Linked DNA regions of Homo sapiens: region 2 is linked to region 1. Evidence: chromatin contacts called from ENCODE Hi-C or POLR2A ChIA-PET data. All regions are on one chromosome and are shown on one strand. Each heading gives the region's core, a stretch centred on a gene start or an enhancer-like site at or near the end of the contact. The rest is flanking DNA. Distances are from core to core; before and after follow the strand shown. Region 1 overlaps BANF2 (BANF family member 2). Region 2 holds the start of LOC105372548 (a long non-coding RNA gene).

Region 1 (4,569 bases), core at 224-2,723:
TGGCTTTCTGGAAAAATCTAAGCTATAAGGATGGAAAACAGATTCATGGTTGCCAGACGTTGGGAAGGGAGAAGTGATGACTACAGAGAGGCACGAGGGAACTCCCTGGGGTAATGAAAGTGTCTTACATCTTTGATTATGCTGGTGAATTTGTCAAAATTTATAGAATGCACACCTGAAAAGGGTAAGTTTTACTCTATGTAAATCAGGCCTCAAGAAACTGTGATTTTTAAAATGTGTATGCATATTATTTCAAGAATGTTTTATTATCCTCCCTTGAGAACTTAGTGACTTGCTTCTAACAAATAGTATAAGGCAGAAGTGATATTGCATGTGTCAGAGACGAGGTCATAAAAGGCACTGTGGCTTCCTGCTTGCTCTCTCACTCGCTCTTGGGTCACCAGCTTTGGGGGAAGCCAGATGCCATGCCACGAGCAGCCCGATGGGAAGGCCCATGTGGTGAGGAACCAAGATGTCTTGCCAGCAGCCATGTGAGGCAGCCATCTTGGAGGTGGGTCCTCCAGCCCTGGTCCAGCCTTCAGATGACTGCTGCTGGGCCAACAGTGAGTAATCTCATGAGAGACCCTGAGACAGAACCAGCTGGCTAAACAACCCTCAGGTTCCTGACCCTCAGAAACCCTGTGAGGTAGCATCATTGTTTGTTTTGAGAAGCTGCTACATGTTGGGACTATTTGTTATGCAGCAATAGATGACCAATACACTGACTTAAAATTCAATTCCTATTTTTAAATAAAATTATCCATTCTTTCATATAAATTTTTTGCTGAAAGATATTTGACATGATATTCATCTAAGAGGATTGACTATGGTTTCTGGGTGGTGGGTTTGGGAGTCATTTCTCTTGCATTTGTCCTGTTTTATGTTCTTGAACTACTGCTTATAATGGGAGTGTATCATTAAAATTAAAAACACAAATGAGGACTCGGAGCCTGGGCATAGGTGGAGAAGGCGTCATTTTCCCCAGAGGGTGGTGGGGGGCAGCAATGAGGTTTGTGTCTACAGGAAGCAGGCACACCACTCCTTGAGGCAGTGAGAAGTCTGCTGGGCCTCACACTCAGTGGCACCAAAACAGCAAATGAGCCACCTCTGAAACTCGGCTTCATTCTTGTGCATCAGAAGGAATTGTCCCAGCAGGATGTAGGCCTGGGGAGGGGATGAGACAGGGAGGAAAGCAGGAAAGGTTATCATAAGCCAGCTCAGACGCGCTCTTCCTTCCCAGCAACCAGGGCTCACGTGACAATCAAAGGAGGGGGAGCAGGGCCGATTCAAGGGAGCCTGTCAGTCCTTGAAGCCCTGACATGGGTCTTAGCCCTGGTGAGAGCTAAGGCCAAGTTAAATGCCCATCTCTCAGGGCTGGTTTGCGGGCCGTCCACCCTGGAATGAGTCAGACCCTGCCCCCTTCAAACTTTGACAAGCACATGAATCATGTGGGAGCTTGTTAAAATGCGGGTTCTGAAAGTCTAAGTCCAGGGAGAGGCCTGCATTTCTAACATGCTCCCAGCTGCTGCTGGTCCAGGGACAACAGTTTGAGTAGCCGGGGCCTAGCACACTCCTGAAGCTCCCTTCAGACCTCCAGTGAAGCATTTCTCTTGGAAACACACACATAACCCAGACAGAGTAAGAGACATTCCCGCCCCACTACTTCTGCAATTGTTGTAGCATGGGATTTCTTTTCTTTTCTTCTCTTTTCTTTTCTTTCTTTTATTTGTTTATTTATTTTATTTTTTTGGAGACAGAATCTTGCTCTGTCGCCCAGGCCGGAGTGCAATGGCGTGATCTCGGCTCACTGCAACCTCCGCCTCAAGCGATTCTCCTGCCTCAGCTTTCCAAGTAGCTGGGATTACAGGTGCCTGCCACCATGCCTGGCTAATTTTCATATTTTTAGTAGAGACGGGGTTTTGCCATGTTGTCCAGGCTGGTCTCGAACTCCTGATCTCGGGTGATCCACCTGCCTTGGCCTCCCAAAGTGCTGGGATTACAGGGGTAAGCCACTGTGCCCATAGCACGGGGTTTCTAAACCTCGGCACTATTGATATTTTGGACAATGCTTGAAATGTTATGGGGGGCTGTCCTGTGCATTGCAGGATGTTCAGCAGCACCCCTGATCTCTACGCATGCCGGTGGCACCCTCCCTCCCCGACCCAAGTAGCGACAATCATAACCATCCCCAAACATTGCCAAATGTCCCTTGGGGGCAAAATCTCCTTGGGCTGAGAACCACTGCACATGGGGCTGACAGATGAATGGCATCTTAGCATTGATTTGTTTTTGCAAACCACCTGTGTGATCTCAGGCAACTCATGTAACCTGAAGTAAGAACCCACAGAACCTGGATCTCAGTTTCTGCACCTTCCTAATGCACACGGTGTGCTCTGCAAATTAAATTAAGTGAATTAAATGGGAAGGCATTCAAAAAATGTAAATTCCTCTCTCATACTGGGAGCTGTAGTTCTGTAGGAGGAGCATAGAAGGTTTAAAACATGCTAAACCTTGTCCACGTTCCCCTTCCTCAGTCTCTGTGGATAAAAAATACATGGAAGATAAGCACTCAGTGCACTGTGATTTCTATTTTTATGGCATTCTCAAGCTTTCTAGCTATTAATACTTGCCTCGAGGCTTTTAATTCATCTTTTATAGTTTTATTACACCATTATTGACAAGGCACAAGGACCACATGGAGGAAGGGAATTCCCAAGGCCACGTAGCCAGAAACTAGCCAAGCCACTAAATGGTGGAGGCTGGAGAGCTCAGGTCACATTAAACGCCCATCTCTCAGGGCTGGTTTTGGGGGCTCTCCAGCCTGGAACCAACAAGAACCAGCATCCACCCATGCCTCGAGTTCTGGGCCCTTTCCAGGAAAACCTGATGGTGTCTGTTTACTTTTAGTTATGTAAAATAAAGCAAACTTCATCTTAACCAAAGAGAGCATACTTTTTAAGAAGAGAAATCAAATAAAAGCTGAATCCCAGTCATAAAATATACCCAAGCATTGAATTTTGGGGGCTTTATTTTTAGTCATGGTCCAGTTGTTGATAAGAGAAAAAAGCCAGGATTTTGTGGTGATTCTGAACTGCTACTTTAATCTTTTTTAAAAAAAGCAATATAGTTACTTGGCGTGATCTCATTTTACTTTATCAGTATCCTCCCATTTTGAATGGATTTTACTGAGATGTATTTAAATTAATGTTTTTGAAAAATAACATTTATTAAGTGTTAATTGAGCCAGTAGACGTAGGTGTGGGAGGTGCCAAGGTGAAGGTAACAGAAACGAGAGACATAGAGCTGTGTCCAAGGAGAGAGAATATTAATAATAATTAACAATAATTAATAGTAAGTGGCTTACACAAAGCTTTCTCCATAAAGAGAAATGTTCATGATAATACTTAATAATAGTAGTTAATGCTAAGTAGCACTTTTTAGCACTTCTGTCGGCCACGTGCTGCTAGACACCTGACACGTTTTAATCCACCTGATCCTCACATGTACTCACCCCTCCCATTCCCCAGGTGGAGGTACTAAGTCTCCTGTTTTCCTCTGCACTATTCCTGCACTTCCCAACTGTCCACAGTCTGGCCTGGAGGCTAATGCATCCCCTGCCCGTTTTAGAAGTGGCACTGCCAGCATCAGCTGGCCTGTTAGTGAGAGCCTCCACATACCCACAGGCTCAGCAGCCAGGATGCCTGGGAACATGTGGACCCTGGGCAAACTTTCCAGGAATGCTACAGGAAGCCCCGTCTTGCAGCCTCTGGAGCCAAGTGGCAACCTGACACTCCCTCCTCAGTTTTCCCTCCTGTCTCCCTGTGGCATCTTCCAGGAGGGAAAGTTGGCTTCCCTTCTCCCTTCTTCCCTGAGCACTTCACCCTGCTCCCCAGGGAAGCTGGAGTCGTGGGCTCCCATCATGGCCCTGCCAGATGCCCGCTTGGTTTCTCCCCCGGCTCCAGAAAGCCCCCTAATCAAGGAGAAAAGATGCTGCCCCTTTCCCTCCTTGGGCCAGAGCTCCCCAGAATTCAGCTACTGGGGTGGGAGGGGTGACACAGAAACACAGAAACCCTGAGCAGCTGTCCCTGTCCTCCTACCACTCTGGACAGTGGCCGTGGCCATGGCCAAGCCAGGGAATTACATTCCGTCCTGCAGCTGTAAGAGGGGGGGCTCGGCCAGGTGTGGTGGCTCACTCCTGTAATCCCAGCACTTTGGGAGGCTGAGCGGGCAGATCATCTGAGGTCAGGAGTTCGAGACCAGCCTGGCCAACATAGTGAAACCCCATCTCTACTAAAAATACAAAAATTAGCCTGGTATGGTGGCAGCCGCGTGTAATCCCAGCTACTTGGGAGGCTGAGGCAGGAGAACCCAGGAGGTGGAGATTGCATGAGCTGAGATTATGCCACTGCACTCCAGCCTGGGCAACAGAGTGAGACTCTGTCTCGAAACAAACAAACAAAAGGATGGGGGCTCAAGGGCAGAATGCCCCTAAACTCCAAGTGCAAACAGTGAGGTTCCTCCAGGGGCCGGCCCCCAAGCAGGGGAGGAATCACCCTCCAGTTTGCGGTG
Region 2 (7,653 bases), core at 2,485-4,984, 140 kb before region 1:
GCAGCACCTGACATAATGGCAGGTGCCCAACAAGTATCTTTGCATTGGATGAAAAGTCTTCTTGGCCAGGCGCAGCGGCTCACACCTGTAAACCCAGCACTTTGGGAGGCCGAGGTGGACAGATCACCTGACGTCAGGAGTTCAAGACCAGCCTGGCCAACATGGTGAAACCCTGTCTCTACTAAAAATACAAAAATTAGCCGGGTGTGGTGGTGGGTGCCTGTAATCCCAGCTACTTGGGAAGCTGAGACAGGAGAATCTCTTGAACCCAGGAGGCGGAGGTTTTAGTGAGCCGAGATCACACCACTGCACTCCAGCCTGGGCAACAAAGAGCGAAACTCTGTCTCAAAAAAAAAAAAAAAAAAAGAAAAGAAAAGTAGTTTCACATCCTTTTTTTTAAATTTCCCCTCAACATTTTATTATAAAGATTTTCAAACACACAGAAAAGTTGAATGCATTTTCCAGTGAACACCCACATATGTACCCCCTAGATGGCATTTTACTGTATCTCTTCATCACACAGCTCTGCATCTACCCATTACTTCATCTTATTGTTTTCCACCTTTCAAGGGGAGCCACAAACCTCAGTACACTTCACTCCCAAAGGTCTCCACATGTATATCATTAAGTAGCATTCAGGAATGCCTTTATAGTTCATTTTAGGTAAAATTTACATAGAGTGAAATGTTCCAATCTTAAGTGCACCATTTGCTGGATTGTGACAAATGCAGACATCTGTTAAATCAGACTCCTCCCAAGGGAAGGATGTTCCCGTCCCCTCAGAAGGTTCCTTCGTGTCCCTTGCCAGTCAGGCCACCCCCACACTGCCCCCTGCGGCAACCCCTGTTCAGGTTTTTATTTCATTATAGATGAGTGTTTCCTGTTCTAAAACTTCTTAGAAATGATTTGTACTGCAGGTGCCCTTCTGAATTCTGGCTTCTTTCCCTCCCTGTAGCGATTCTGAAATCTGTCCTCGTTGCTGTGGGTTTCAGTAGCTTGTCCCCTGCTGTTGCTGAGCGGGGTCCCCCTGTGTGCATGTACCTACCATGGGGTGTTCATCCCTCCCACTCTGTATCACTCAGCACACATTAAAACACCCTTATATACTATCTCTCACTCAACTCAATTTGCCTGAGGTCCCACTGCCAATTCAAGGGCAGTCAGGATTTGTCTCTATGTTTCCAGGCAGGGAACCCATCCAAAGGTCACCGATGAAGACCTGCCCAATCTTACTGGCCCTCCGGTGGCCTCTACTCAATCTGCCCCCTGCCCCAGCCAGCACTGCAGGGCTTCCTGACGGTGGTGGGTACGTTGGCTGCCTCGGCTTCCTCTCCTCATGTTCCCCCTTCAATTCACTGCAGGCTGGCTTTGGCTGCCCCTTCCCATCTTATCAGTCCTCCTAGTAACATCCAACGCGGCCACCCCCGCTGCTCAGAGAAACCTCCCCTCTGTTGCCCTCTGTGCTCACCCGCCTGCCTCCACGGCTGCTGCGACTCAGTTTCCTTGGCTGTCCCTCCTCTCGGTGACCTTCAGCGTTGAGGAGTCTTCAAGGTCTAGCTCTGGACAGTTGTCTCTGCTCTCTGAACTCTCACTTCCTACAAGGTTGCATCCAGAACCATGGCTTTAAATTCCACCCAGGTGCTGGTAACGCCACAGCCAGACCTTCCCTTAATTCCGGAATCTCCAGGCTTGGATAACCATAATCTCCACTTCAGGCTCAAATAATCCTCCCAAATTTAACAGCACCAGAAACAGAAGCCTTGGTTCCCCTCTCTAGTCTGATCCTGCCCTGCCCTCCCATCCCCAGTAAGTGGTCCCATGAACCCAGAGGTAGCTCAAGCCTGAAGCCTGGGGGTTGTTCTTGATTTCTCCCATGTCCTTGTCTCCTACATCTAACTTATTACCAATCCACAGAGCATCCATCTCCAAATCACATGCTTTTTTTAAACCATAGTGTGGAGGTATGATTGACACACAAAAAGCTGTAGGTTTTTTTTTTGTTTGTTTTGAGACGGAACTTTGCTCTGTCTCCCAGGCTGGAGTGCAGTGGTGTGATCTCGGCTTGCTGCAACCTCCACCTCCCAGGTTCAAATGATTCTCATACCTCAGCCTCCCGAGTAGCTGGGATTACAGGCATGAGCCACCATGCCTGGCTAATTTTTGCATTTTTAGTAGAGATGGGGTTTTACCATGTTGCCCAGGTGGTCTCAAACTCCTGACCTCAAGTGATCCACCCGCCATGGCCTCCCAAAGTGCTGGGATTACAGGCATGAGCCACCACGCCCAGCCTGTAGATATTTAATGTATACAACTTGATGGATGGAGATATGTACACACCTGCGAAAACATTCATCAAGGCCATAAACTTATCCATCACTCTAAGTGTCCTTCCGTCTCCTCTGTTTCTTTTTCATTTCCTTATGTGGTAAGAGGACTAAACATGAGATCTACTCTGTTAGCAAATGTGTAAGTGTACAGTACAGTATTGTTAATCACAGGCCCTAGTTGTACAGTAGATCTCCAGAATGTATTCATCCTGCGTAACTGAGACATTGTACCCTTTGACCAACATCACTCTGTTTCCCCCTCTTCCCAGTCCCTGGCAATCATCATTCTACTTTCTGCTTCTATGAGTTTGGCTGTTTTCCGTTCCATGTATAAGAGAGAAAGAGCAGTATTTGATTTTCTCTGTCTGAGTTACTTCAGGATCTCATCATGTCCTCCAGGTCCATCCATGTTGTCACAAATGGCAGGATTGATCCCTCTCTCCCTTCCTTCCTTCCCTCCTTTCTTCTTTCTTTCTCTTTTTTAGATACCGGGTCTCGCTCTGTTGCCCAGGCTGGAATGCAACAGTGCTGTCATAGCTCAGGGCAGCCTCCAGCTCCTGGGCTCAAGTGATCCTCCTGCCTCATCCTCTTGAGCAGTTCAAACTACAGGCATGCGCCATGATACCCGGCTAATTTTTAAATTTTTTGTAGAGACAGGATCTTGCTTTGTTGCCCAGGCTGGTCTCAAACTTCTGGTTTCAAGTGATTGATTCTCCTGCCTTGGCCTCCCAAAGTGCTGGGATTACAGGTGTGACCAACCACCCTGGCCCTGGATTTCCTTCTTTTTAAATGTCGAATAATATTCCCTCATAGGTGTATACTACAATTTCTTTATCCATTTTTCCACTGACGGACATTTAGGTTGTTTCCAGATCTTGGCCATTTGTGAGTAACACCGCAATGAACCTGGGTGCGCAGATATCATCTCTTCAAGATCCTGATTTCAGTTCCTTCAAATACAATCTTAAACCTCTCCCCTTCTTTACCCCCACTGCCACTGCCCTAGTCCTTGGGCCATGCTTAAACTACAAGTATTTCTGGTTTATCTGTAATTCAGATGTAACTGGCTGCCCTGCCTGTGAGGGGCTGCAGCCGGCTAGCACCTCCTCTCTAACCTCGTCCCCACTATGGAGTTCCTGTTCCTGCTACCCAGGCCAGGCGGGCTCAGAGTGAGCCAGGACAACCCCCTGCCTCCGCTTCTTTCCCCCTGCCTCCGCTTCTTTCCCCCTGCAGGCATCTGAGGGGGAAGCAGATCCTCTGCAACCGCGAGATCTGAGATGTCTCCGCTGCTCAGGCAGAGCGGGGTCTCTGCCCTACTGCTCAGACACAGGCGTTCCACTTGGCTTGCTGTCAAGAGACTGACTCCAGAGCTCTGATTTTAAGGATCGAGGAGACTGACATCTGTGAGGATCCCAGCAGAGGGCCTGCCTGGCTTACTCGGGGCCAGTACATGGCAGTGCCCCCTTGGTCCTCCTCATGCCTGCTTCCCCCTGGGCACAGACAGGGGCTGGGCTGGTGAGGAAGCCATTCTCCAGGGGGAGCAGATCTGACAGGACTCATTTCTCCTCTCCCTGAGCAGGCTTCTTTTAAAACTACTGCATGTTTGGCCAGGTACCGTGGTTCATGCCTGTAATCTCAGAACTTTGGGAGGCTAAGGTGGGTGGATCAGCCTGGGCAATATGGTAAAACCCTGTCTTTACAAAAAACATGGAAAAAATCAGCCTGGCATGGTGGCAAGTGCCTATAGTCTCAGCTACTCGGGATGCTGAGATGGGAGGATCACCTGAGCCCGGGAGGTTGAGGCTGTGGTGAGCCATGATCATGCCACTGTACTCCAGCCTGGGTGACAGAGTGAGACCCCGTATCAAAACAAACGAAAAAACTCCCCAAAACCCCCCACTGCATTTTAAACCATGCACAGTAGTGAGCAGTCCTGTTTCAGGGCAGTTCTGGGAATTACAAGGACAAAATCTGGCCTTCTGCCTGGTGGAGCAACGTGGGGGTGTGGACGCCTGTGTGTGAACGCCCCTCACCCACGTGGGACAAAGTCCATCCTCTGTGCCAGGCCCTGGGCAAGCCAGCCCGGCTGATCCACCTTGCTCCTCCCCCTCTCTTCTTTGTGTTCCCTGCAAACTCCTGCCAAGTTTGCAAGCAGAAAGAGCTGACGGTTTGGGGTTGTGCAGAACATTCCTTTCTAGAATAGAAGTCAGCTGGTGGGGAAGCAGATGCCCCTTACTCTCGGTGCCTCAACTTCCTCATTGGCCTAACGGGGCTTAGGAATTCTGCCTGCTTCTCCTGGAGAGCACAGGGGACCCACCAGGCCCCCAGTGCTCAGTAAGAGGGGTACCTTCTGTCCATGCAAGTGGCCCTCCTTTGAGACCCAGCGCCCGACTGCCCAACAACTTGGAGCTGTTTCCTCCTTGTTCGTAGCACTTTCTGGCCTCTTCCCTTGCCGTCTTCAGTGGGTGGCATGGTGGCCCTTTCTCTTTACATTTTTTTCTGGCACTAGAATCTGAGCTCCTTGATCTGCAGGGATTGTGGTTTCCCCACACAGTGCCTGGCACACAGATAGTGCTCAATAAATGCTCACCACGGCAGAATTTAACTGTCTTTGAGGTATCCAGAATATAGAGACAGGTTCCTCCAGCTTCCTACTCCCTCAGGCCTATTCTAAAACAAAACCTGAATTTCTGTCCCTGAAGGCAGGTCCTCCTTTAGCCAACTGCAGGTCTCCTTAGGAAGAGTAAGATTCCAAGTCCTAATTTATCCTTTTTATACCTAAGGTGGATCAGCCCTGATTTTATGCTGGGACCTTTACTTGTACTATTTTATTTAATCCTCAAGATAACCCTATGAAGTAGGTACTGTTAATATCATCCCCATTTTACAGATGCAAAAACTGAGGACCAGAGAGATTAGGCAACTTGCCCAAAGTCACACAGCCAGCAAGCAGTGCACAAGGGATTTGAACCCAGACCCTTCTGATACCAGAGCGAATGCCCTTGAACCTCTGGGCTACACTGCCTGAGGGCTGCAGGGCTCTAAAGGGATAAGGAAGGAAGCTTGGAGGGACTGAGTGCCAGGGGAGTGAGAGGGGTGTGTGTATGAGTGTGTGGGTGGGTGGGGCTTTGCAGGGAGGCGGTTGCTACAGAGGGGCAGGGGAAGGGGGGTGCTGGAACGTGGGGAAGGTAGACAGAGGAGCCCCAGAAGCAGTCAGCTGTGCTGACGATGGATGGGGCAGGAGAAGAGAAACCCCAGGCAAGGGAGGTGAAGCTCTGAGCGGCCACACCAAGCTCTCCCTCCTGCCCAGGGCACAGCGCCAGGCCTTACTTTTGAAGCTAACGAGAAGCAGATGAAGGAGTGGGATGGGCTAGAGGCGGAGACTGCCTCTGCTACGTGGCACCCCTCGGCAAGCCTGGAGCTTCTGCCAGCGGCCAAGAGTGGGGCAGGGCCTTGCAGCTGGACTGTGGGTCTCCCTCAGGGTTTACTACAGCTTGGACTTGCCAGTGCAAGAGGGTGGATCTTATTCAAAGATAGGTTCAAACATTAGCAGCCTCAGTGAACGATGCAGCCTGGGCTCCATGGAGTTGCTACCACCCATAAGAGGGTGTCCCTCCTGCCATGGGCTTCCCTTTCCTTCCCTGACACATGGACAATCCAGCCCACAGGTCTGAGCCCCCCAGAGCAGCTGGCTCCCAGGCTGCGCCATCCCTTCCAGGGAGGGGTGGGAGTGGGTAGTGCAGGTGCTTGGAAGCCAGAGGGGTGGCTCTGAAGGGATAGCTAGGATTCAGGATCCAGGGAGAGCACTGGGGGCTGGGGTGGCAGCCCCCTGTGGGCCAGGACTGGGTGTGTTGGTGACAGCAGCATCCGCAGCACCTTGCATGGTGTGCCTAGTCGATGCATAATCAACACTTTAGTTACGTCACATAACGGCTCTGTAAACAGGATCTGGAATCAGCCATGGGCTTGAACCTCAGTCCCACTATTACTAGCTCAGCAGAGGGCTTGACCCCCCTCCCCAACTTTTTTAGTGACAGGGTCTTGCTCTGTCACTCAGGCTGGAGCGCAGTGGCATGATCATAGTTCACTGCAGCCTTGAACTTGTGGGCTCAGGCGATATTCCAGCTTCAGCCTCCGGAGTAGCTGGGATTATAGGCGTGTGCCACCACACCTGGCTAATTTTTAAATTTTTTGTAGAAATGAGGTTTCACTTTGTTATCCAGGCTAGTCTTGAACTTCTGGGCCCACGTGATCCTCCCGCCTTGGCCTCCCAAAGTGCTGGAATTACAGGCACGAGCTACTGTGCTTGGCCAGGGCTTAACCTCTTTAAGCTTCCATTTTCCTATCCGAGGCTTCCAACTCAGGCAGCTCTGAGCCAGCTCTGAACCAGTCACGACTTGCTGCCTCTTAAAGGTGCAGAGCTCAGCACAGTGCCTGGCACATAGTAAGTGCTTAGTAAAAGCCATCATGGACATTTAATTCACAAACAGGTGGAGGATGCAGCAGAGTGTCCTGGGTCTTCCTGAAAGAAGTGAAGTGATGGCATTTTGTACTTTTCATCATTCATTCATTCAATCTTCATTCAACTCTCCTACAAACCTGGCCTAAAATGCAGGCAGAGTTGGTGTTGGGGAAGGAGATGGCTGTGGGTCCATTATACTCCATGAAGCCTGTTTGAGGGAAAGAAGCAGAGAGCCCTTCAAGTGAACCGGAGGGAGACGGGCTCCTATTAGGAAACCCTGGACTCAGGGAACTGATTACCAGAGGAGCCTCACAGCAGCCTCCTGGGAACGGAAGGTTACCAGGCAATCCGGGGCTGGGTCACTTCTCTGCCGGCCTGTGCTAGTCTCCCTGCGCACTGACTATCCCCGCGAGACTCTTCTGCTCCCCCAAACTCAGCATGCAACAGACTACGGGTTGCCGTGGTAACAACCAGGGCTCCAGTTTTATATGTTCTTACCACTTCCGGGTCAATACCACTTCCAGGTCAATACCACACCCGGGTCAATACTACCTGACTGTGGTTGGGTCTTTTTGAGTTCAAATTCTGTCGCCCTCTCATAAGTGGGGGGGCTATCTGTCTCAAACCTGATAGTTTGCTTCTTCCTCATCAGCAAGAAGGGGGATCACACTCCCAAAAAAGGTAGGCACGCAAAATTGTCTCCTATGAACAGAACAAAAGACCAGCACCTCCCAGCAGCCTTTTCAGATAACTATCTTCACACCATTTACACCATCTTTATTTATCCTCTTACCTCTCTTTCTCCAGGACTGTTAAGAAGCTGAGAGCCACAGTAAAAAGCCACAAGGATGTCCCAAGTTACAT

What was found. A loop is a pair of places that touch in the nucleus more often than their neighbours do. ChIA-PET counts read pairs that join two places held with the same protein, here RNA polymerase II (POLR2A). Pooled maps may share reads with other maps.
Region 2: a loop to region 1 is called in a map of Caco-2, with 2.6 times the contacts of the local background. The contact joins two enhancer-like sites. A Hi-C loop is called at or near these places in 2 of 168 maps with a recorded cell type or tissue (Caco-2 and HepG2) and 1 of 50 pooled maps. POLR2A ChIA-PET finds 5 or more read pairs at or near these places in 2 of 52 experiments (HepG2 and PC-9).

What each region holds. Positions count from the first base shown.
Region 1 is chr20:17,732,260-17,736,828 of GRCh38, reverse strand. It overlaps BANF2 (BANF family member 2), which reads right to left. Exons shown (of 4, transcript NM_178477.5): 4 at 958-1,164. The coding sequence ends at 1,018. Among named protein-coding and RNA genes, the nearest start is that of BANF2, 35 kb to the right of the region's middle. Within about 2 kb of position 1,473, at least 3 of the 41 ENCODE cell types and tissues checked have a DNase peak (open chromatin) inside an H3K27ac peak, as active enhancers do.
Region 2 is chr20:17,872,197-17,879,849 of GRCh38, reverse strand. It overlaps LOC105372548 (a long non-coding RNA gene), which reads right to left and starts at 7,214. Exons shown (of 4, transcript XR_937297.3): 1 at 7,130-7,214; 2 at 6,927-6,997; 3 at 1,469-1,595. RefSeq lists an enhancer at 3,095-3,997. Within about 2 kb of position 3,734, at least 11 of the 41 ENCODE cell types and tissues checked have a DNase peak (open chromatin) inside an H3K27ac peak, as active enhancers do.